2 separate regions of the Mus musculus genome follow, and region 2 is linked to region 1. Evidence: chromatin loops called from intact Hi-C (ENCODE). Cell type or tissue: heart. All regions are shown on one strand. Each heading gives the region's core, and the rest is flanking DNA. Links, peaks and the distances in the headings are about the cores only. Region 1 holds the start of Kif2a (kinesin family member 2A). Region 2 holds the start of Dimt1 (DIM1 dimethyladenosine transferase 1-like (S. cerevisiae)).

Region 1 (12,019 bases), core at 2,055-10,054:
GAGACAGAATCTAGCTGGAAGGAGTGGATTAGTGAGGCATGTCTTAAGGTTTTTTTTTTTTTTTAAGATTTATTTATTTATTATATGTAAGTACACTGTAGCTGTCTTCAGACATCCCAGAAGAGGACGTCAGATCTAATTATGGATGGTTGTGAGCCACCATGTGATTGCTGGAATTTGAACTCAGGACCTTCAGAAGAGCAGTCAGTGCTCTTAACCGCTGAGCCATCTCTCCAGCCCCATGTCTTAAGACTTTATACCCTGGCACCACTTCCTGTTCTGTCCCTACTTCCTGACTGAAGATGAAATGTGACCAGCAGCTATACATTTCTGCTGTCATGAGTTCTCCATCATGGTGGCTTGCATTGCCTCAAACTGTGAAACAGGGGAAACTCTTCCTCCTTCAGTCTGCTTCTTTATAGCTATCTTGTGACAGCAGGAAGAAAAGGAACTGATATACTTGGCATGTAATACTGGCGTAGAAAGTCCAAAGAGCATGGTTCGGGCATTTGGTGTGGAATTCTCTGATGCACCATAGCAAGGGGAAAAGGAAACACATGTAGAAAGAGCTATTTATATAGGGTGGCTTTGCTTTATAACGGTCTGCTTTAAAAAAAAAGATTTATTTATTTATTATATGTAAGTACACTGTAGCTGTCCTCAGATACTCCAGAAGAGGACATCAGATTTCATTACCGATGGTTGTGAGCCACCATGTGGTTGCTGGGATTTGAACTCGGGACCTTTGGAGGAGCAGTAGGCGTTCCTATCACCAGCCCCAACCATCTGCTCTTAAAAGAACTAATTCAGTCACCTAAGACCCAACCCATTCTCTGGAGACAGTTGTTAATCTTTTGGAAGGTGGTATTCTCATGATCCAGTCATCTCCTACCAGGTCCCAGCTCAGAATTCCAACCACCACAATGACTTTAGTTTGGGGACCAACCACCAATCACAAGAATCTTTGTAGTGGGAAAACAAAACAAAACAAAACAACACAAAAAATCCCACATTCAAACCATAGCAAAGATACAGAAGGTATGATAGATGGAAACCAAAATGAAACCAAACACTAAACCCCACTAAAACAAACAAACAAACAAACAACAAAACCCCAAACTAAAAACCAATACAGGACAAAAAGATTGTTAACTCGGCTTAGTTCAAATACCATATGAAAGATTTGGTGGGGGACATCAAAATAAGTCAACCACAGTGGCACATAGATGCAACAAGAGCAGGTAGGAAAATGAGACAGGAATTAGGAATTCCAAGTTGTCCTTACCTCCATAGTGAGGATAGTTTGGGCTACCGAAGATCTCATCTCAAAAAGCCGGCAAATCTAGGGGATGAACAAAATGTAAACAATACAAAACCAAAGAGTGAAAACGGAAAAACAAAAATGTATCAATTTCTTTATGGTGGTGGTGGTGGTGGGGTTGTTGGATAAAAGCCCAATGTTGATACATTTCCACTTTGTTTTATAATAAACTATTTTTAATGATATTAGATAAATATGATGAGTATCATACAAAACACCCAAGCAAGTTTACTTCCTTATTTACTAGAAACTAACACAAATGAAGTCAAGCAAAAAACCTCAGAATTCTAACAGAAAACTGAATCCGAAATGCTTTAAGTACATTTATACTACTTAATGTTAACAGCATGTTACTTTGTGAAAGGATATTTGAAACTGTTTCTAGTTAGGGTGTGGCTCAGCCCTTTGCACACATTTTTAATCCCTCTGGCTGGAATACAGACATGCCCTTAGTATTCACCTTTAATCTCAGACAATGAAGGGAAAGTTCGTTGGGAGAAGGAAGCATCCGAGTTTGTAAGTGATGTCTCATTGAGAGGACAGAAAAATGATGAGTCAGAGAAAGATCTGACACAATAAGATCTGCCCAACTCTCATGAGAAGAGAGAGGAAAAGGAAGCCACTTGAGGGAGAGACCGAGAGCACAGGAGGAGGGGAGTGTGGTACAGGAACACAGTAGTTTGTGGAGAACAAGACAGAATTGAGAGGGAGAACAGAGCAGCACAAAAAGAGAATTGGAAAGAAGAGGGCAGTTTTCCTAGGACAGTTTTACAGAGACAGGTTGAAGAGAGAACAAGCTAGACACAGGTGAAGATAGAATGAGCCAGAGAATGAGAAGGAGCCAGAAGATTGCCAAAGATAGTTCAAGACCAAGCAGAGCAAAAAGCCAGACATGCAGAGAAGCCAGATTGAATCAGTGAGCTTGAGAGGAGTTTGAGACAAAACAGCCGGCCAGAGATCAGAAAGAAAAAGGAAGGGTGAGCTTAGTCGCTTAGTCGGCACAAAGTCTCAGGGGCTGAAAACACGCTAGGTCTAGATTAGATTGTAAGGAGGCTAGAAGCTCCTGGGACAAGGCACAGGTTAGCAGTCGGAAGCAGTAAGCCTCCGAGATGACAATTATTACAAGAGAGTAAAAGTTACTTTTATATTACTTTATGCGACCTATGTTCCATTGGCATTTCAGAACTTTAAACATGGAGGACAAATGACCATAATGCTATGGTTTGAATATGACACAGGCCCCATGGGGCTTTGGCACACACGGTCTTCATCCAGCTGGATGGTACTGTTTCGGTAGACTATGGAAACCTTTGGAACATGGGGCTTAGCTGGTAGATATTGACCAATGGACAAAACTTGAGGCTATATCTCAGCCCAGGGACCAGTCCCATTCTCTGCTCCCTGATCTTCCAACAGGTGAGGTACCTCTGTCACACACTCCCACTGACATGTCTTCCGCACCACAATGGACTGTATCCTTTGAATTCTGGGCAAAACTAAACTTCTCTCCCCTTAAGTTGGTTCTGTCCAGGATTATTCCATGCAATAAGAATTTGTGTGTGTGTGTGTGTGTGTGAGAGAGAGAGAGAGAGAAAGAGAGAGAGAGACAGACAGACAGACAGAGAAAGAGACAGAGACAGAGACAGAGACAGAGAGAGGAGGAGGTGATGAGGAAGGGTTGGAGAGAGGCCCAGTTGTGGGAAGCCACATGTGCCGTTGCAGAGTGGCACTGACTACTGCTGGCCACCACGCATAAGTTTGGACAAACAACCAATGTGTACATATGCAGTAAAGTTTTTTGCAAAGACACTGCCTGGCCCGGGCATGATAATGAGGTTCTGTAAGGTACTGAGAGTATAACCAATCAGATGTGAGACATGCAAATGAGGTATGATAATGAGGTTCTGTAAGGTACTGAGAGAGTAACCAATCAGATGTGAGACATGCAAATGAGGTATGATAATGAGGCTCTGTGAGGTACAGAGAGAGAGAGTAGCCAATCAGATAAGGAACATGCAAATGAGGCGTAGTGCATAACCAATCCGGGTGTGAGACACGCCTCTCCTAGGCCTATAAAAGCAGCACCAGTTCTGGGCTCGGGGTCTCTTCGCCTCTACAATCAAGCTCTCCCAATAAACTTGTGCAGAAGGATCCTGTTGCAGCGTCGTTCTTCCTGGCCAGTCGAGCGCGCGCAAGACCCAGCGATTAAGAGCATTAATCACTGGCTGCTCTTCTAGAGGTCCTGAGTTCAATTCCAGCAACCATGTGGTGACTCACAATCTCCTATAATGGGATCTACTATCCTCTTCTAGTGTGTCTGAAGACAGCTACAGTGTACTCATATAAATATTAACAAATAAATCTTTGAAAAAAAAGAAAAGTTCCTATGTATACATAGTTATAGATCAAACATGTCTATTTACAAAGTGATACTTACCACTTTGCAAGAATCCCTAGGCAGAAGAGTCATCTAGGCTGGAGTGGGTGGAGCAGGTTTTACAAAGACAGTAGGCTTTCAGGGCTAGCAGTTTAGCTCACTTGGTAGAACACTTGCTTGTTGGTGTTGTAGTTGCCTCTCTTTCTGGGATAAAGCACCATGACCAAGACAACCGACAAAACAAAAGTGTTTCACTGTGCTTATGGTTTCCTAGGTTTGAAGTCCATGATGGTGGAACAAAGGCATGCTGGCCTCAACACCTGAGCGCTCACCTCTTGATGCACAAGTAAGAGGTCTAGAAAGCTAACTCTAAATGGTGTCTTTTGAAACCTCAGCGCCTGATCCTAGTGAAACCCTTTCTCTAATAAGGGCACATTTCCTAATCCTTCCCAAACAGTTCCAACAATGGGGACAAAGTATTCAAGCACATGAACCATTCTCATCCACAATGCTCTCATCACGTACAAAGTCCTGGATTCTATCCCCAGTACCACATAAACTAGAAGTGATGGCTCACACCAGTAAGGCATTCAAGATTATCCTCACTACATAGCATGGTTAAGGCCAGCTTAGGTCAAATGACACCCTATCTAAAAAAAAAAAAAAAAAAAAGTAAATAACAAGTGAAAAATGTAGGGAGGTGAGAGGAAGATTTAAATAATCAGGGGGAAGGAGAAGAGATCATATTATCCTAGATCATGGGGGAAGATGAAGAAACCAAGATGCAGGAATGGGCAGGCAGGGAGTAACTGAGGAGAGTAGTAAGTCATTCTACAAAGAATTTACGACAAAGCTGGTGGAGGTTACACTTCAGTTTACACGCTTGTCTACCTGGCCCCCTCTGCTTGGCACTCTCCATGTTGCTGTAGTCAGCTCAGCCACATGACTGCAGAAGAGGCTCATTATTCAACGTTCTTCAAGTCTCTGCTCTGATTTTGAGTCATAGCTGCTGGAGTTAGAGACTAGGGCAAGTAAGCCTTGAGCTCTACTGAAGCAATAGGATAGCAGGACAGGCCCGCTGGTAGCCCAGGAGGGCTTCGCTTTGAATTGCAATGAGCTGGGAAGTAAAGGGCAAGGGGAGGTCTTCGTTCCTACTCAGGGTGGACGACACCCTTTCGACCCTCCATAATTGATGGGAAGCCTGAACCAGGCATGCCCCGGCCTTAATAAGGTTCCTCAAGGACCGGCTGCCCCGGAGTGGCATGCGATCTGACAGCCACAGAAATGCACTGAGCCAGTTCTTTAATCGGTCAGTGCCCCTCAGTCCCGCGCCCCGAAAGCCTCGATCCCACTCGGCCCTCAACCCGTTCCTGCGGCAGCGTGCACGCGGAGCGGGAGCTCTGGAAGGACGTCGCGAGTCGTTTCCCGCGCCTCGTAGGCCGCCGCGTGCGGAATCAAACCCGGCGCGGGTTCGTACCCGGCCGGGCCGCGCGCGCTCCCGTTCCCGTTCCCGTTCCCGCGGACGGCTCAGCCCCGCCCGCCGCCAGGCCGCAGCCGAGCTGGGCGGGGCCGCCTGCAGCCCGAGCGCGCGGGCGCACGGCAGGAAGCCGCGGGCCGCCGGGTGTGCGCAGGCGCGCGGCGCCCCGCCTCTCCAGCGTCCGTAGGGGCGGGCGGCGCGAGCCCTCCCACTCTTCCCCCGCGCCGCCTCACGGCTGCGGCCCTCGCTTCACCCGGACGCCCGGCGTGCGCGCCCGCCCGCCCGCCCGCCCGTCCGCCCGCCCGTCCGCCCGTCCGCCCGCAGGCCCGGGGCTTCAGCCCGCTCGTCCGCCGCCGCTCTCGCCGCGGCCCCGCTCGCGTCCACGCTGCCTCCCGGACCGGCGCGGACGCGGGCCACCGCTGCCCCTCCCGCCGCCACCCCGCCCCCTCCCCGCCTGTTTCGCCCGCCTGCCGCCGCTCCGGATGAGGTGATGGCAACGGCCAACTTCGGCAAGATCCAGATCGGGATTTACGTGGAGATCAAGCGCAGCGATGGTGAGCCGCGCCTCTGGCCGCGTCGGGCCGGCTGCCCCTTTGATTGCTCTACGGGTTGTGGGGGCGGGAAGGCGGCGGCCCGGCGCTTTTGTGTGCGGCGTTGTGCGGGTGAGGCGGGCGTGGGGTCCGCCCGGGCGCCGCTGCAGTGCGGGGCCCCGGCCGCAGGGCGGGAGCCGCTCCCGGGTTCGCGGTCCTCTCCCCCCAGGGGACTCCGTTAGGGTTGCCCGTGCCTCGCGCTGCCTCTACTCTGCCTTTTACCGGTCTCTGCCTCGGTGGCGTGGAAAGGGTGGTAGCGTGAAGATCGGGGATGTCGGCACCGAGAGACCCGACTGGCAGCCAGAGGCCATTGGGGAGCCATCCGGTTGTTGTTAAGTGCTATCCGGTTGTCAGGCCTCTTTGCCTGTTCTCCCCCAAGCATGCTGCTTTCTTCTGCTGATCCAAGTGCAGAGAAGGCTGCACTCGGCCATGAAAAGGGGTGGGGGAGTAACGGGAAAGAAATACTCGGTACGCTTCACCAAGGTGATGCTACTGAAAGGGAAGGAGAGGATGGAGAGAGGATGGACGCAGTCCACGGGAGACACTCCTGAGAGGGTGGGCGACCGGATGTTGATATTTTCACACCCTGGGGAGGTAACTGAGAGAAGTGTAAGGCGAGGGGAAGAGACATGTTTAATTCATTTAAAAAAAAAGACCCATAGGCTGCTTATGGATGTTGCTGTAGGTTCCTCGTAGGGGGGAAATATTTTTATCACTTCTAAGTGTAAAGTGAAAATCATCCATATTGTAAATGAAATAACTGAGTAGAAGGGGATGAATGAAATGCTAGTGTTAGGAATTGATTCTTGACTGCATCTCACTTGTACCCAATTCCTTTTACTTAATTGTGGCCTATTCACCATCCTTTACCGCAATTAATAAGGGCATGGCCAAAACACCCATTTCTTGGTTTCTACCAAATTTGATCAAGTCACATCAGTATACATGAGTAGATTGGTTTTCCTGTTATTTATGATGTGTTGGAAGTGGTTAGTGATTTTTTTTTTCTCTCCCTCTTTGCAGCTGAAGTAATTTGGTAACTGGAAGGATTATTTTGTGTATTATATATTTTTGAGAAAATACATTATAACTTGTAGAGCTTTAGAAGTTACCAAACGGAAAAGGGATACTTTCTTTACTTGGATTGGAGTTTGCTTTATCAATTCTCTGAAGATGACTTTCTTGCAATCATTATGCTGTCTAATGCCATTTTATTTTTTGGTGAATGTAGGTTGGCAGTATGTTAACAAATATAGGACTTACATGTTAATTCAAAACTTGAAGTATAATAAACTGTATATTCTTTACAGTCTTAAAGATCTTAACTAAAATCATTACAAAATAGCTCTATAGTCAAGTGATTTTATCTGAGATGCCATTTTTTTAATTATGCATTGAAGTAATTTTGGTTCTTTGGTGATTCTAGGATATAGGTTTATAATATTCTTTCAGTCTTTAATTTCAGCCTATAGCAGAAATTGTGATACACAAAAGCTTTGTATTTTCAAAAGTATTTTCCTCAGGAAGTAAGTGTGTACATTGTGTATTGTCCTAACTGATAGTGTAAATGCTTATACATCATGTAAATACTTACATAATGCCAGGGAGCCAAAGTAGGTAACTTTGTAAAAACAACATTTAGAATTTCTTAGTTTGGGAGACCTTATGATCTCGGGCTGGCCTTGAACTTGCTTTATAGCTGAGGACCCTGAACAGCTCCTGCTTCCTGCCAATTTGTGAGGTTTCCAGGATCAAGCATTCACTGATTGAACTACATCCTCAGCCCTGAAAATCGGGTGACTTTCAAAGGAAATCACTGGGATTAAAAGTGTTCAGTTCCGTCTCCATGAGACTCTTCCACGTGCTCCTTCTTTTCACTTTCAAGAGGCTGCTTTTGTTTTCCTTCCTTCTATAACAGATCTGTGATAGAGAAAATACTAGTGGTTATTGTAAAAAGTAAAATTAAATAAATAAACCTAGTTGTTGAATAAACACTGATATCCTGAAAACTCAGATCATAGGAGTAAATAAAGAAGGGCCACTTCAGCCTGCTGCTAACCAGGTAATAGATACTGCGCTGCATGTATGATCTTTGTCCCTGATTTCTCTATCAGTGACAGCCATATATTAAGAGATTCCAAAGGCCAAATCATGAACCAAAATGGGCCTATTTGTATCTTTGAGGATCTTCAAAAAATTCTAACCCCAGTAAGTCCTCACTGATGATTAAAAGCAGCTTACCAGTGGGTTTCTGCATTCCTAAGTCCTGCTGTCTCATCCATGAGACAGCATATTTCCTTAAGCATTGATACTCAGAACTGGACTGCTTTATGTTTTCAAACGATATGACTAAAGTAGACATTCACTGGAGAGCAGTGGTCCTCAGCCTGTGGGGGTTACAGATCAGATATTTACATTGTGACTCATAACAGTAGCAAGATTACAGTTACGAAGGAGCAATGAAGTAATTTTATGGTTGGGGGGGGCACCACACCATGAAGACATATACTAAAGGGTTGCAGCCTTAGGAAGGTTGAGAACCACTGGGATAGAGAGGGCAGTGGAGGCATGTGAAGATATCCACTCTCACTCCAACCACAGCCAGGATGTTACAGGATTACGATGCTTAATGGCGTTAGGAATTGCTTCAATACATCTGCATAACCCCCCACACACATGTGGGTGACAGGTGAGTTCATTGCTCATTATTGGATGTTTTGTTTTCAAACTTTGTTTAGGGCTGGTGAAAAGACTCAGCCTGATGATCTGAGTTCAGTCTCCAGGACATTGATGGTGGCAACAGAGGAGCAACCCAACCCCTTCCAATTGTTCTTTGATCTCCACATGTGCCCATGGCATGTGGATGTACACATGCACACACACACTCACAGAGGGCAGGGGTGGGGTGAGTTTGTGTGTGTGCATAAATGTAACTTAACAAAATTTAAAGACTTTTAGCCAATCATCTGGAATTTATCAGGAAGTGGAACCCCGTCTATCTCTGCTCATTTTGTACTTTCACCTTCACCTGGGGAATCTCCTTCCTCATGGCCTCTCAGGTCAGGATCCTCAGAAATGAGTAAAATTGAGGGATCTAAGGCCAGGTTGGTTTATCAGTTGTTTGGGTTTTGTTTTGTTTCATAATGCCTTTCCCCCTCAGTATTCTGAAGTCAGATATGGCAGAAATTTGGCTCTGAGTCTAGAGATTGCTGTCAGTCGCAGGCAAACTGGTATGAAATTGGAAGGTTTCTTAAATTAGAGACCTCCATTTTCTTGCCTTTGTCTTACTATTACTTGATTCCAGTCTATTTGGAGTTCATTGACTAAAACTTTCAGTTATATAGCTGCATAGCTAGATAGTCTTCATTGGGAAAAATACGTTTTAAAGCTGCACTATTAAAGTAAAAGTTGTCATATCAGTGACTGATTTCCCTAAAGGGGGCTGGGCAGAGCTGAATACCTGAAAAGCGCAGCTGAGGTGGTGGTGGTCAATGGAGGTCTCTTAGTTGATGTGTTATCCAATGGGAATTTTACATTTTTCAGCTAAGAAAGTCTTGGAAGATTATTTAATTCTCATTTTGTATAAATGGAAACTGAGTCATAGGTCAGCATGGGTAAACTGTCTAGATTGTGTATCTTGTCTGGGGGAAGTTAACCTGTTTTGCTAACAGAAACCTGACTGCCCAGAATCACATTGAAAAAGGAATTCTCTGTTCTTTAGATTTATACAGCTTCCTGCAGCCTGGTCAGTATGTAGAAGATTGTGTCTTGCTCATGGAAAAAGTACCACAGAGCATTGTCTAGAGCCACATTGTGTGATAAATAATAGTTACTAGAGTGTCACAAGACTTAAAACTGTGGGAGAAAAATATTCCTGTTTCTTAAATAAACGCTGAGAAAACAGTGTCTTCATTAAAGCATCTGAGAAGCAGAGGAGATGGGGATTTTAACTGCTGAGACATCTCTCCAGGCCCTGAGGTGGGGGGTTTAAAGGGCAATTAGGAATGTGGAGCTTGGGGCAGATAGTCTTACCAAGATTTTAAATGACCCAATTCTTTACATGCTTTGCCATTTATTCTGGTTCATCCTTACATACCATTTAATGGGCTTCTAATGAACAGTCACACTTCAAATGATAAAAGTGGACAATATAAGTATACAGTCATAATTATGTGACTTGTGGCAATAGGACAGAATGGGTGGTTTTGTAGATGGTCATTTCCTCTTGCAGGTGACTAAGGCAGTAATGCTTTGGTGGTGTTTTTATTAGGCATAGTTGTCCGTGTGCTTCTAAACATGTAATCGGGTTCTCACACGGCATAGGAAGTGAAGAGCAGGGAGGGAAGACCAGGGATGCAACATTTCATGGGTGTAGAATCAGGGTTTGCCAAGGTCACATGGTTCAAAGAGGACCTAGCCTGGTCAGAGGCTAACTTGTCTTTACTAAGTGTAGCAAATTATGAATATCTTCAGTTGGTATTTAGAAAAATACTTATTTTTAATTGGACATTTTATTTATTTACATTTCAAATATTATCCCCTTTTCTGGTTTCCCCTCTGGAACCCCCCATCCTATCTCCCTTCCCCCTGCTTCTGTGAGGGTGCTCCTCCACTCGCCCAGTCCTGCCTCCCTGCCCTGGCATTCCCCTACACTGGAGCATCGAGCCTTCACAGGACCCAGGGTCTCTCCAGCCATTGATGCCTGACAAGGACATCCTCTGCTACACTGCAGCTGGAGCCATGGGTCCCTCCATGTGTATTCTTTGGTTGGTGGTTTAGTCCCTGGGAGCTCTGTGAGGTCTGGTTGGTTGAGATTGTTGTTCTTCCTGTGGGGCTGCAAACCCCTTCAGCTCCTTCAGTCCTTTCTCAACTCCTCCATTGGGGACTCCATGCTCAGTCCAATAAGGGAACATCTGCCTCTATGTTTGTAAGGCTCTGGCAGAGCCTCTCAGGAGACAGCTATATCAGCTCCTGTCAGCTATGGAAGGTTTTTAAAAGTCACCTTTGCTCCCACCAGTATCATAAAAAGTATGTATCTATCGATTGATAGATTAATTGATTGATTGTCTAGCCACTCCATTCTGTGACAGATTGGGGGGAAGTTTGTATATTAACTTTCATTGTCAAGTGCATGTATTTTTTAATTTTGGAGGAAACAGGAAGGAGCCAGTTAAACTGTCCTTGCTGGAACACAGAAAAGCAAACTAGTGTGGAAACCCAGAATAGATGAGGCACTCAGGATGCATTCTTTGTAGTCACAGGTATACTTGCCTTTAATACAAAATTGACCAGCTGGTTGTGGTAGTTTATAATCTCTAGAATGCAGCACTCCAGAGGGAAGCTGAGGCAGGAAGATCTCTGCACGTTTGAGGCCAGTCTTGGCTGCAAGGTGAAGCCCTATCAAAACACAAAACAGCAACAAAATTACGGTAATCTTTGGCCAAGCTCTGCAATTGAACTCTGCCACTTTTTGATTTCACATACTCTGCTCTGTAACCTAAAGTGCCTGCTCTAGTTGTTTGCTTGTTTTGAGGTCAAAGCAAATTCTTTCCTTAAAGGATAGACATTTAAACTCTGGATAAAAACCAAGTTTTACTCCACTGGTCAACTTGTGGGGGAAAAAATGCAGTTTTCTTTCTGTCACACTCCAGCTTTTTAAGAAAAAACTAGGCTGAGAGTGATGGCGTACGCCTTTAATCCCAGCATTCGGGAGGCAGAGGCAGGCGGATTTCTGAGTTTGAGGCTAGCCTGTGCTACAGCGTGAGTTCCAGGACAGCCAGGGCTACACAGAGAAACCCTGTCTTGGGGGGAAAAAAAAGAAAGAAAAAAGAAAAAGCTAAAGTACTATTTCAGATGGAACATCTCTGATATGAGACTCTGCAGTCTGAAACTATAAAACCTGGAATTTTGAATACTTGATGTGATGTTGAAATTTGATATCTGGTCTTATATAAAGACTTACACTCAAAAGATGGGCACATTAAAGAACAATTATGTGTGTAAGATATATATGAAACAAGTGAACTTCAGGATAGGGTCTTCAGTATACCTGATGATGAGTGTGCAGATGAGCATTTCCATTGAGGCACACTAAGCCTGTTTGGGTCACAACTGAAGAGGAAGAAAGTGGCCAGTACTCTTGTGTTCAACTTGTGACAGCTTACAACAGGCTATGATTCGTTTCTGTGTAATGTGGCATCCTCTTCTAGCTTCCATAGGAACCAGGGCCCCCATACCATACCTGCAGGCCAAAC
Region 2 (12,019 bases), core at 2,606-10,605, 74 kb after region 1:
TCCTGAGTTCAAATCCCAGCAACCACATGGTGGCTCACAACCACCCATAATGAGATCTGATATCCTCTTCTGGGGTGTCTGAAGACAGCTGTACTTAGATACAATAATAAATAAATCTTTAAAACAAAGACTAGGAAGTGGCTGAGCTACTAAAGGTATTTGCTATGCAGGCCTAATAAATAATCAGAGTCCCATTCCCTGAACACATGTAAAACGGGGGGAAAACCAAGTCCTCAAAGTGGCCCACTGACCTCACATGTGCACCATGACACATGTCCCCACTTACAGTGAAATGGAGAGAAGAGAACCCAGAAGCACAAACTTGAAAATTTGTGGCTAAATTACTTTTTTCTCTTTTGCAAAGAAAAACTAATTTGACTCCTAACTCCAATTTTCTTAAATTTTGCCTCTCAGACTAGTATGAAATTTGAAAAGGTGAAGTCTGTCTGACATGAGTAATGGTTGTACTTTAGGGTACCTGTTTATGATAAAGCAGCAAATGCTATGACAGTACTGAAACCTGGTTCCTCACCATCACAACTGTAGCTACTTACTTGAATGCAGCGGACAGTGTCTTGTTTTTCCGAACAAAAGTGATCCTTACTAAGCCGTCCCATTCCTGAAATATAATAACGATATTTTCTTCAGAATATCCAACTTCCTATCTACTCCTCCTTCATTTCTAACACACAAAGCCAGGGGAATGACAATGTCATACGTTTTGATCTAACTAGCAGATATGCAAAACAATACACATCTCTGCACTTGTGTGTATCTCTAAATATATTATCATTTTTTAGTTGAGTGGGGAAATTCCATTCATAATTGCTATTCTTTTTTTTTTTTTGGTTTTTCGAGACAGGGTTTCTCTGTGTTGTCTTAGCTGTCCTGGAACTCACTCTGTAGACCAGGCTGGCCTGGAACTCAGAAACTGCCTCTGCCTCCCGAGTGCTGGGATTAAAGGCGAGCGCCACCACGCCCGGCTTCATAATTGCCATTCATAATATGGCATTAGGATCACTTTCCAAATACAGTGGCACATGCCTATGATCCCAGCACTTAACAATCAGGAGTCTAACTAAGGTCATCCCGTGCATAGAGAATTGGAGCCACTCGAGACCCTATCTTAAAAAAACAAAAAACAAAACCAAAAGACAAAAACAAAACGAACTGAAACCTGAAACAAAACATCAAGTTTAAAACACCAACATGATTTAGGATGTCACTCGTCCAACAAGTTTTTCTCTTATGTAATTAGTTAAATTTTATATCAAATGGGCTAGCTTTTTTCCCCCTAAAGCAGTAGTATTCTAATTCAAACACGTTTGCCCCAAAGGCTGAGGATGCAGTCCAACTGGGGCACACTTGCTTTGGGTTATCATGATAACCAAACAGTGTTATCATGATACTATTCAAACACAATTATTTTAACTTTACAGTGGTTTTTTGCAACTATAATCTCAAGTTTTGAAATGCACCTATATTCTAGTCATTCTGCCTTTTACACACACTGTGTGTACTCAGAACTATTCAACATCAAGTTAGTCCCCATTCCTACCTTCTTCGATTTGGATATTTAGGTCGACTGAGTATTGTTTTGTTGCTTTGGAATGACATTTTACAACCTAGGTATTTTGGCCTCACCTGAAAATTGATTGGTGGTGGCGGATTCTTAGGTTCTATCCTGACCACGCTGGACTCCACCTTGGGGGGCGGTCTGAAGTTATTCTTCCCCACCTGTTAATCAGAACATGTTTAGTCCTCTCTGAGGCAACTTTATTTCCTTCTTGTTTTGGCACAAGGGCTGACCTTGTAGGTCTTGACTGGCATGGAACTCACAGAGATTTTCATCCCACTGCCTCCTGGTTGCTGGGATTGAAGGTGTATGCTACCATAACTGGCGAGGGTAACCTTAAGTTGTTAATCAAAGATGTTCTGTTGGCCAGATATAGTGTGGCTTAGGCCTGTAACTCCAGCATTTGAGAAGTTGATAATTCTAGGCTAGCCTGAGTTAAAGAACAAGACCCCCGTCTCAAAAAGAGGGTTGGTGGAAGGTGGGGTTTCAGAAGCAAGGCAAAGTGTTCCAAGATGAATTAAAATAAACCTCATACCTTCATTAGATGGTCCACGCGTGCTAAAAGCTGTGTGTTGATGGAGAGTCTACAGTATAATTTATCTCCAGGCTTGGCAACCAATCGAAGAGCAAACTCTCTCTGAAACATAAGTATAGCACATCTGAAAAGGAAGCAGAGGAACAAGAATCGTTCATTTTCAATTACTGGCATAGTTTCAGTTAAAAACTTTTGTTGATTTTTGTTTTGTGTGTCTGAGTGTTTTGCCTACTTGTATTTGCACTGTGTGCGAATTTGGTGCCCATGGAGGTCAGATGTGGATCCTTAGAATAAGGAATTAAAGCCAGTTGTTAGCTGCCATGTGGGTCCTCGGAGTAGAACCCCGGTCCTCTGCAAAAGTAACATATGCTCTTAACCACTGAGCAATCTGCAAAGTCCTTAGTTGTAATTGTAACTAGTTCATTGTCCTGGGAGGATGTATGGTTATTGACAATATGATCAGAAGGTAGAACACAAACAGATGGTTGTACTCCTAGCCTCAATGAAGATGACGTTCCCTTGGGGCTTAGATAAACAACTATGTAGTATTTAGATCTTATTATGTACTTAATAATCTAGATGCCTTCTGGGACCTCCTCCCCACCCCCCCACCCCCCAAATAAACAGTAAATTTGACTTCACAGAAGAACTATGTTTGCGCTGTAGTTGGAATTACATCTGAGGTATGGCCTGGTAGGTTACAATGTCCAGGGTTCCCTTGGTTTAACAATTTAAAGTGTGTAGACTTTTTCTTCTGCAAGCAATGGTAACAGTTTTTTTTTTCTTTTAAAGATTTATTTATTTATTATATGTAAGTACATTGTAGCTGTCTTCAGCCACTCCAGAAGAGGGAGTCAGATCTCATTAAGGATGGTTGTAAGCCACCATGTGGTTGCTGGGATTTGAACTCTGGACCTTCGGAAGAGCAGTCGGGTGCTCTTACCCACTGAGCCATCTCACCAGCCCTGGTAACAGTTTTAAATGTTAGTGAAGAAAAGAGCATTTTCAAAACTCTATTTGACTTTTTGTGTGTGGTATCCTGGGAACTGAAGCAAAGGCCTCACCCTGCAGGTAAATGCTCTACCACTGAGCTTTCTCTCCAGCCCTTCTGCTTTTGATTTTGAGATCAGGTCTCACAAAGTTGCCCAAGTGGGTCTTAAATTCACAATCGTCCTAGCTCAGCCTTCAGAATTTTCTGTAAATGTTTACATATCCCGAACAAAACTTTCATAAAACCGACATGCACTCATCTTCTAATACGATCTGTTCTATACCATTTAAAAGGGAAATGGGAGGAGGGGTAAAGACATGCTTCCAATCCTGAGTTTGATCCCTGACAGCCTTCAAGTTGTCCTCTGACCTCTGTAAGTATGGAGAAACACTCCACACAAACACACAACTTTTTAAAAAAGATGGTTATGGCCCCCACAATTTATGAACTTATTTTATAAACAGTAAGTAGTCTTAGCTTTAAAGTACTGGTATAAAACATACTGTTTTAATAACCAGTTAAGAAGTTACTCCAAGTATCTACACATAAGAAAAAATTTTAATATCTATTGAAGAGGATTAGAATTTAAAATGTAGAAGGGATGGCATGCACACACATTTATCAGCCCTAAGAATTTATCACCTAAAGGACCTCCCTGGAAATCAGTATTTTCACATGTGTGTGCACTCATGTGTGTTCTATCTCTGAGCAGGCTACTAGGTAACTTAGGCTGGCCCTGGACTAGCTGTGTGACCAGAGACGAGTATGACGTGATCCCCTGCTTCTCGTTCACAAGTGCTGGGGTACAAGTGCTCACCACCATGCTGAGTTTTCTGTGCTGCTGGAGACTGACCTAGGGGCTTTCTGGATACTAATAAGCACGCCACTTCAACAACTGAGCTACCACACTCCTGTCCCAGAAACTGTTACTTTCTACAAAGTTCTCCAGCAGTTTCTTGTTGTGGTTTTTTTTCCCCCCTGTGTTTCTTGCCAGAATTGTCTAAAGCTTAACAGGGACTGTTTTGCACAAACCTGAAAAATGGCCGGTGGAGCAGCAACTTGAAGACAAAGGGAGAGGAGATCTGAAAGAGAATTACAGTTAGCTCTGAGGAAGGACACACCAGAGAAATGCTCAGTGTGACGCTTCTGACAGCTTGAGAAATACCTGATAAGGCAAGTTTGCCACACAAGCATCAAAGAATGGCAAATCTGATTTCAGTACATCTCCCACCAGGACCTGGAGTTTGCTGGCCAGAGGCCTGAAAACAAGGAGAGAAATTGTAAGAGCTTGTTTGAGAAGACTGAAATGCCCTTTAGTTATTACATATACTCACGTGCCCTGAACTCTTTTGTGAAGTTCAGCTACTAGCCTTGGATCAAGTTCACAGGCAACTACCTAGATTAACAATAACAAAAAAGCTTGATTGTGGAGTATAAATGTTTTTTACCCTCCCAGTAATAACTCATAGGAGCTACAATGACTTAAGCTTTTTTCAGTCTTAACACAAACACCAGCTCTACTCTTTTCTACACTTAAAACAACATCCTGTCTGATCTGTCTCCATGCTGTGTTACTGAACAGATGATGACAACACTTTATGTAGTTAGTGGTTTTTAGACAGCATAGAAGGGACCTACAAGTACTCTCATCAACTGACATCCAGAGTAGAAACCATAGCACTCCAGGTGAATGGAAGTGGATAAAGCTGAACTATTTTCCTGCCACATCCACAGGGGCTTCACCAAGTGTCGTGACCACTTCTACATCGTAGCCATTTGAGTTTCTGATTCTGGTTGACTCCCTGACCCATTCTTCATCATCATCCTACCCTCTGAGTCTCCTGCTGAACTTGGTCCTAATGACTTTAACTTCACGGCTCTGTTCTTCCAGGCTTCATAATGGTTAGCTGCTGCCCTGTGGGTTATCTCAGACTTTCTATTTTATTATTACTCCTTTAAACACATGGCCCATTCCTATATTAGATCACCCACCAATACATCAAGTGTAGATTTTGTTTTCTTTGATAGAAAGATCTCATTTTTAGAGATAAAATTTCTAAGGGCCCACTAACTACTATTGGAACAATGCCAATTTATTAAAACATTCACATTTGTAAACCAGCTGAGCTAATTTGAGAGTAACACACGAAACCCCACTTTTACCTTTTTGGCCTTTTCTAACAGCTTGACAGTCATATTGCCAGTCCCAGGCCCAACTTCCAGCACCACATCGGTAGGTCTTAAAGCAGCCTATAAATAAACACAACTCCTTTATGCTCTGGCCCACTTGAACACAAAGTCTGTAAGTGACTGTTTCTGTTTATCAATGTACAGTTAAAGACATTTTACTCTGGCTTCATTTTTTTCAGGGTTTATGTGGTTAACAGCAGTAGTACCTCAAAGGCATTAGGTATAAGTGAAAACCTGTATTTCCTAACTTAGGGGATATACTCAGCTTCTGGAGCCAGAACAAAAGCAAGAGCAATCGGTTCTACTGGTGGGTTCCTGCTTTCTACATTGGCAATAATTCCAGCAAACTGTAACTAATTGTAACTTCCAAAGAGTTCAAATGGGAAAGAGTGCATTCAAATGGAAAAGATTTCTCAATTCTTAACCACTGTACAGTTTTAAGAATATAGTAACCATACAAAACGTTACCAGTGTGCATATGCTTATGAGTAGAATATTCGGTGAGACTGGAGAACTATACTCTATGGCTCCAGGATGCTCCCTGTACCGTCTGTATTTTACCTCCAGGCCCTCAATCCTCCATAAGCACAGCACAGTAACCCATACAGAAGGAATCCTCCAAACAGTTCATATGCAGTACCATATCTTTTCCTGAGGAACAAACTCAGTGTGATTTGGACGTAAATTTACGGTCTGGAATAAAAAGAGTAACGATGATGTACTTAGAAAGTGATCAAAATGATACACGCTTGCAAAGTGGAGTTCAAGGCTGGCTTTGACACACACCATGTTTGAGGCCACCCTGAATTACATGAGACCCAGTTCCAAAAACAAGATGGAGCCTCCAAAAAGTGGAAATAATCTGGAAATCACTGGGCAATTCTCAACCCATCCAACATATACATACAGAGCAACTATTCTGTCAGGCACCCTATCTTGGTTTATATTTTCTTAGTATGTAGGCTGCGGTCGAGCATATCACCCTGCCTCAGCTTCCCCAAATGCTGGGATAATTATGGGCATGCAACTTAGGCATACAGGCATTAAGTAGTCAGAAAAATACAATCCACAAACGCTCTGCCTTTCATCGTTAACACCCACCTTATCGATGATGCTGTTAACAATTAGAGGATTTTTCAAAATGTGTTGTCCGATCCCTGTGTTGAACATGAGTCCTGAAATAAAACACGAAGCAGCCTTAATTTCCCAACTTTTCAAGAACCGATCTCAGGCCGTCCCAGAGAAGCAGGATGGACCCGGGACGGTTTCTGCTCCAATGCATCCACAAGCGCCGCGCTCCCGGCCGGGGTTGGGATGTATCTTTGAGTCCATCCATCCCTCCTGCTGGCAAGGAAGACCAGGCGCGCGCGGGGAAGGGTCAGCGCTGAGCGCCCACCCTCCTCGGGGCGGCTAGAGGCGCAGGCCACCGTAGGGCTCCCCCGCCGCGGGTCAGTCCCAAGCATCCTCCACACCGCACCTCCAGCTCGCTTCAGCTCCCGGCGCTGCTCCTGACGATCCCGCCGGCGGCTACTCGCTGCGGACTTGGCCTTCGGCATCTTCTCGGAGGAGTCCCTGTGCCAAGCGAAAGCAGCCGGGAACCGCGTGGAAGTCGCCCTCAGTCGCCGTCACGACTAGGCGCCCGAGAGGCCCACTTCCCCGCCCACTGCGATCACCGACCCACCCAGTCAGCGGCAGGCCGGAGCCCAGTGGCTGCTGGGAATTGTAGTCTCTTATGGGCTCCTCCCGCGGCAAGGCGGACTCGAGCCCAGTGGCTGCTGAGATTGTAGTTTCTGTCTGGTGAGCTCCTCCGGAGGCAAGGCTGGCTCCAGCGGGTTAGCCACCGGATTTTAGAGTTTTAGCTGGAGCAACAACTTCCCCAAGAGCCCGATTTCCCAGAGGAAACCGCGCCGCTCAGGCAGGCAGTTAGGATTGGTTGGGTCTCGGCAAATTGGGTGCTTCATTTGGCACTGCCCTGGGACATTCTGATATCTGCGGAAAGATCTCTCGTGTCTCTCCTGTTTCCCTGCAGGTTGTGGGCTGAGAAGCCTAGGCTCGATGGACACGGAGCTTGGTGGTTTAGGGTAACATGTCTCTCCGTTGTGGAAAGCAGTTAGATTAGAATTAGCTCTCGTTCCAACACGGCACTTACTGGTTACTTCTCTATGCTTTTTGTTCATTTTCTCGTCGTTTTGCTGAGTTCCAGCACTGGAATGTCATAGTTAAAATATGCTGCTCTCAATGTTTATTTATTGAAAGATAAAGGCTATAACAATTTCAAAACCCTGTAAATGGGATTGATTACAGGTATGTGTTGGATATTGTAATGGGATTATACGCCGGGCTGTAACATACAGAATAAAAGATTCATGGCTGTTTTTCTTGCCAGTGTAATGTTTCGGTTTTAATTTTTCTGTTTGTGCGCTGAAGAAAGTCTTTGCAATCAACCACCAAAGGCTACTGCTAAGAACCTGTTCCGTAGCCTAGGTTTTTGTTTGTTTGTTTTGGTTTTTGGTTTGTTTTGTTTTTCAAGACCGGGTTTCTCTGTATAGCCCTGGCTGTCCTTGGAACTCACTTTGTAGACCAGGCTGGCCTCGAACTCAGAAATCTGCCTGCCTCTGCCTCCCAAGTGCTGGGATTAAAGGCGTGCGCCACCACCGCCCGGCTTTTTTTTTTTTTTTTTTTTTTCTCGTAGCCTAGGTTTTAGTCCTTCCTTTCTTTGCTGTAATTCGAGCACAGGGAAAGTTCTAAAATATCCTAATATAATCTTTTATTTATAGTCGACTATTATGGGGTTCCCACCAAGGAGCACTTGAACACTGCCTATGAGCCAATGGAAAGCCTTTCTTCCAGCCGCAGGTGACTACAGCTGGGTATTCCGGACCCAAGTTCATTCATCTCTGAGCCTGGAAAGCCCTCAAGGTTCCCATCCCGCAGTTGCAAGCTAACTACAGTTACAAAAGCCAAAATACGCGATTAGCAAAAAAAAAAAAAAAAAAAAAAAAAAAAAAAAAAATTATGGCGTTGTTTTTCTTTCTGGAACTTAAGCTTCCCCTCGCAGTTACTGGCACTCAGCAATTCAAAGTTCCTTCGTGGAATCTGAACATGACATCACCACTGCTTTTACAAATAGCTTATTTTTAAAAGGGGGAGGTGTGCAGTCTCACACACCTAGCAATACCCCAGACTCCTGGTCTACCTCCCAGGGACATGGCGCCAGCCTTCTCTTCCCTATGGCAGCAGCACTGCGCATGCTAGACTTCACACTCGGCCCCAAAGCTGATGTTGAGACCATGCTGAAAGGCCTTCAGTTCATTTTTCAGATGCAAGGTCACTGCACACCTATCAGGACCACAACAATTACAACCTAGGCTAGGTACACGAAAATGGCAGCTTTGGTAATTTGAGAATTTTTCTGCATGGACATTCCTGGACTGTCAGCATTACGACAGTGATGAACAGGACAAACAAGAATCTGACTACTTTTTGAACAAAACAGAAGAAAAAACTAAAAGAAATGAATCAGGACAGTGTAGGGGTTAGTTCTAATGCTCAGGTTCTCCAACTGGCTCTTGATCCATCAATAAAGATACCAGCGCCCGATGACTGAGAATGGGGAGGGACACTTAGAGTTGAGTGGGAGGACGAAGGCAGAATGGAGAGAGCTGGGGAAGAAGAAGGAGGAGCTGTAGGAGATAATGCCAACCAGCCATGTGAGTTTTCCTTTTTGAGTGGCTAATGGACACTCTGTCCGATTATACCTGGAGTGGCAGAAGAGGTTTAGCAGTGCTCAGTCATTGAGTTAGCAAAGGCGTTTTAAGGTTAACTGGTGCGTGTGGGGGTGGGGTTGTTTGTTTGTTTGTTTTGGTTTTGGTTTTTCGAGACAGGGTTTCTCCGTATAGTCCTGGCTGTCCTGGAACTCACTTTGTAGACCAGGCTGGCCTTGAACTCACAAATCTGCCTGCTCTGCCTCCTGAGTGCTGGGATCAAAGGCGTGCACCACCACCGCCCAGCACGTGTGTGTGTGTGTGTGTGTGTGTGTGTGTGTGTGTTTAAATTTGTAGATTCAAGGGAAGCTGGGTGGGGGCTGGTATCGCAGCCAGTTCCAGAGCTTAGGCAGGGTAGCAAAAGCTACACACGACAGGACAGTACTTGGCAGGTGAAGCCTATACAACCCATAGTTCAAGGTGAGCCCTAGACAGGTTTTGAAGTGGTGTACAATGAAGATTTGGTATATCAAAACATTAAAATCTGCACTCGAAGCATTATTTGCTATAGCTTAGGCCTTAGTTGGCCACCTTGCAGCTAGCTCTTCTAACTTAATTAACCCAGTGATTCAAGTCTACATTTGCTACATGACTCTCCCTTTACCCATTACGCAGTCCTGGTATGTACGACCTCCTCCATGTGTTGATGGAGAATTGCTGCCTCTCGATTCTTCCCACAGTTCCTATCTCTGCCCAACATTCCTGTTCTCCTCAGCTACTGGCAGTCAGCTCTTTATTAAACGGATCAGAAGTGATGGACAAGAGCTTACAGAGACAGCTGATGATCCCTAAAAGTAACACTACCAAAGTCAGACAGTACTAAACTCTCTGCTGGTATGGAAACCAACACTTGAATAATGCAAAGACAGCCTTTCAACTGTGAACCAAAGGATTATCCCAACAATGTTTTAATGTTTAAAAAGCCAATGAGATCTGTATATTTTTATGAGCTACTATGGTGTTGTTTCTGAAAGTCAGCTGGAAGCAGAGGAAACGGTGAAATGCACTGCCCAAATAGAACATGATTTTTTTTTTTTTAAAATGCTTTTTATCTCGGTGGGATCTTTGGAGAGAGTTAGCTTTGGTTTCAGGAGACATTTAATTTGGATGTTTGGAATAATAAACTATTCATTCTGAAAAGAGATTTTTGAAAATGTTATCCCTTTTCCCTCCCAATATTGACTTAAATGTTTAAATGTAGAGGTTATAAGAAAGCTAAAATTAAAAAAAAAATTAGGGAGTGGGGGTGGGTGGGTATGGGGGACTTTTGGTATAGCATTGGAAATGTAAATGAGCTAAATACCTAATAAAAAATGGAAAAAAAAAGATAGTTAAAAAAATTAATTAACACTGCTTCACTTAAAATTATGAAAGAAGAAAAAAAGTATTCAAGGGATGGTTTAGCAGGTCAAAACACTAGCTGGAACCTAGTTTTGAAACTCCTCCTCTCATTTACACACACACACACACACACACAAAGGCACTTACCTCACATCCCTGGCCCTGGCCAACACACACACACACACACACACACACACACACATTTGCTTTTGAGGAGTGGGAAGGTTGGGAGTGACAAGCACACTAACAACCCATTTGCAGTCCAGGTAGCATTTAAGTACATCATTACCCTTATTAACTCCTCTGAACAATTTTGTGAGACAGATATATAAAGCATGTAGTTTTAGCAGCTCCACTTTAAGCTCCAGGAGGACCATGCCACCAGCACCCCGCCCCCCCCCCCCAGGTCTCCTCGGCTCATTTTGATAAAACAATTTAAAGCAATTAAAGCAATCTAAATAAACAATAACGGACGAGAGGGTGTTTCTCTTGTCTCTTATCTTGACCTTCATGAGATCAAGGCCTGGATTTCTATTGTGTGAGGTAGGGTAGGCTCCCTTTCCTCTGATTTTCAACCTATTTTTTTAACTTATTTTTTTTTTAGATTTATTTATTTATTATATATAAGTACACTGTAGCTGTCTTCAGACACTCCAGAAGAGGGCATCAGATCTCATGACAGATGGTTGTGAATCATGATGTGGTTGCTGAGATTTGAACTTATGACCTTTGGAAGAGCACTCAGTGTTCTTAACTGCTGAGCCATCTCTCCAGCCCTCAACCTAATTTTAAAAAGTCGAAAGCCTCAACTCTTTATTATCTATGTCTACTTATTGTATAAGCCTATTTCTAGGCTCTAGTAATACCAGGCAAAGATATCCCACCAATAGACCATGTTCAGAGATTTTTGAGTATATCCCTTGGCAAGACCATTTTCAATCTTCTCTAAAGGATTTTTTTTTTCATCTAATCTCTAACTTCTCCCTTTTGTGGAGTTTAATATCTCTGTATACTTGAGAACATTTAGACAATTATCATTTTATTTCCTTTTATCCTTAAAAACAATTCAATTAAACTTTATGTATCTCTATTTTTTAGATTATTTGCTTGTAGGAAGTAGGCTGATTCGTTGTCTCAGGGCAGTCATCTTGTCTCTTTGTACAACAGGGGCTCTCAGCGTCTCAGCTAAGGCTCTCTGAGGCTGCTAGGATCCTTTTAAAAGGGCTCTGGGTAAATCCTTGGCTGGTGGCTGTGTTCATTTGTTCTAGTTTTGCACTCTGGAGCCACGACATGGCTCTGCTCAGCTGAGAAACCAGTTCTCCCCCCTATTACACTATATTATTGTGTATGTGTAATCCATCCAAGAGTTTTTCAATTAATAGTGGATTCTCGCTCCAAATTAGATGCTATAGTGTGCAGTTTTTGCTACACTGCTTTAAGCTGCAGGTGGACTGAGCTACCAGCTCCGCCCAGGTTCCCTCGGATCCACAGATCACACACACACACACACACACACACACACACACACACACACAGAGGCCAATTATTGTTATTGTTGGGTTTTTTTTTTTTTGTTTGTTTGTTTTTTGTTTTTTGTTTCCAATGGCCAGGCTCCTCTAAGC

The links. Hi-C counts contacts between places; a loop is a spot of excess contacts. Peaks named below come from ENCODE experiments on the same cell type or tissue, not always from the same donor. Only the 100,000 strongest peaks of a DNase experiment are listed, where the experiment ranks them.
Region 2: it touches region 1 in a loop (5-fold over the local background); 9 of 42 quality-filtered maps call a loop at or near these places.

The regions. Positions count from the first base shown.
Region 1 is chr13:107,015,722-107,027,740 of GRCm38, reverse strand. It overlaps Kif2a (kinesin family member 2A), which reads left to right and starts at 5,386. Exons shown (of 21, transcript NM_001374727.1): 1 at 5,386-5,729. The coding sequence starts at 5,666. 3830408C21Rik (RIKEN cDNA 3830408C21 gene) reads right to left here and starts at 5,171. Exons shown (of 4, transcript NR_015471.1): 1 at 3,759-5,171; 2 at 1,286-1,342. In heart, for the core only: a CTCF peak has its summit at 5,889; DNase peaks (open chromatin) are centred at 5,360, 5,950 and 6,040; H3K4me3 peaks cover 2,933 bases; H3K27ac peaks cover 2,338 bases.
Region 2 is chr13:106,942,034-106,954,052 of GRCm38, reverse strand. Dimt1 (DIM1 dimethyladenosine transferase 1-like (S. cerevisiae)) reads right to left here and starts at 6,924. Exons shown (of 12, transcript NM_025447.4): 1 at 6,770-6,924; 2 at 6,394-6,467; 3 at 5,266-5,352; 4 at 4,437-4,498; 5 at 4,268-4,361; 6 at 4,135-4,184; 7 at 2,112-2,235; 8 at 1,645-1,737; 9 at 555-619. The coding sequence starts at 6,848. In heart, for the core only: no CTCF peak of the experiment used is centred there; a DNase peak (open chromatin) is centred at 6,982; H3K4me3 peaks cover 2,306 bases; H3K27ac peaks cover 1,515 bases.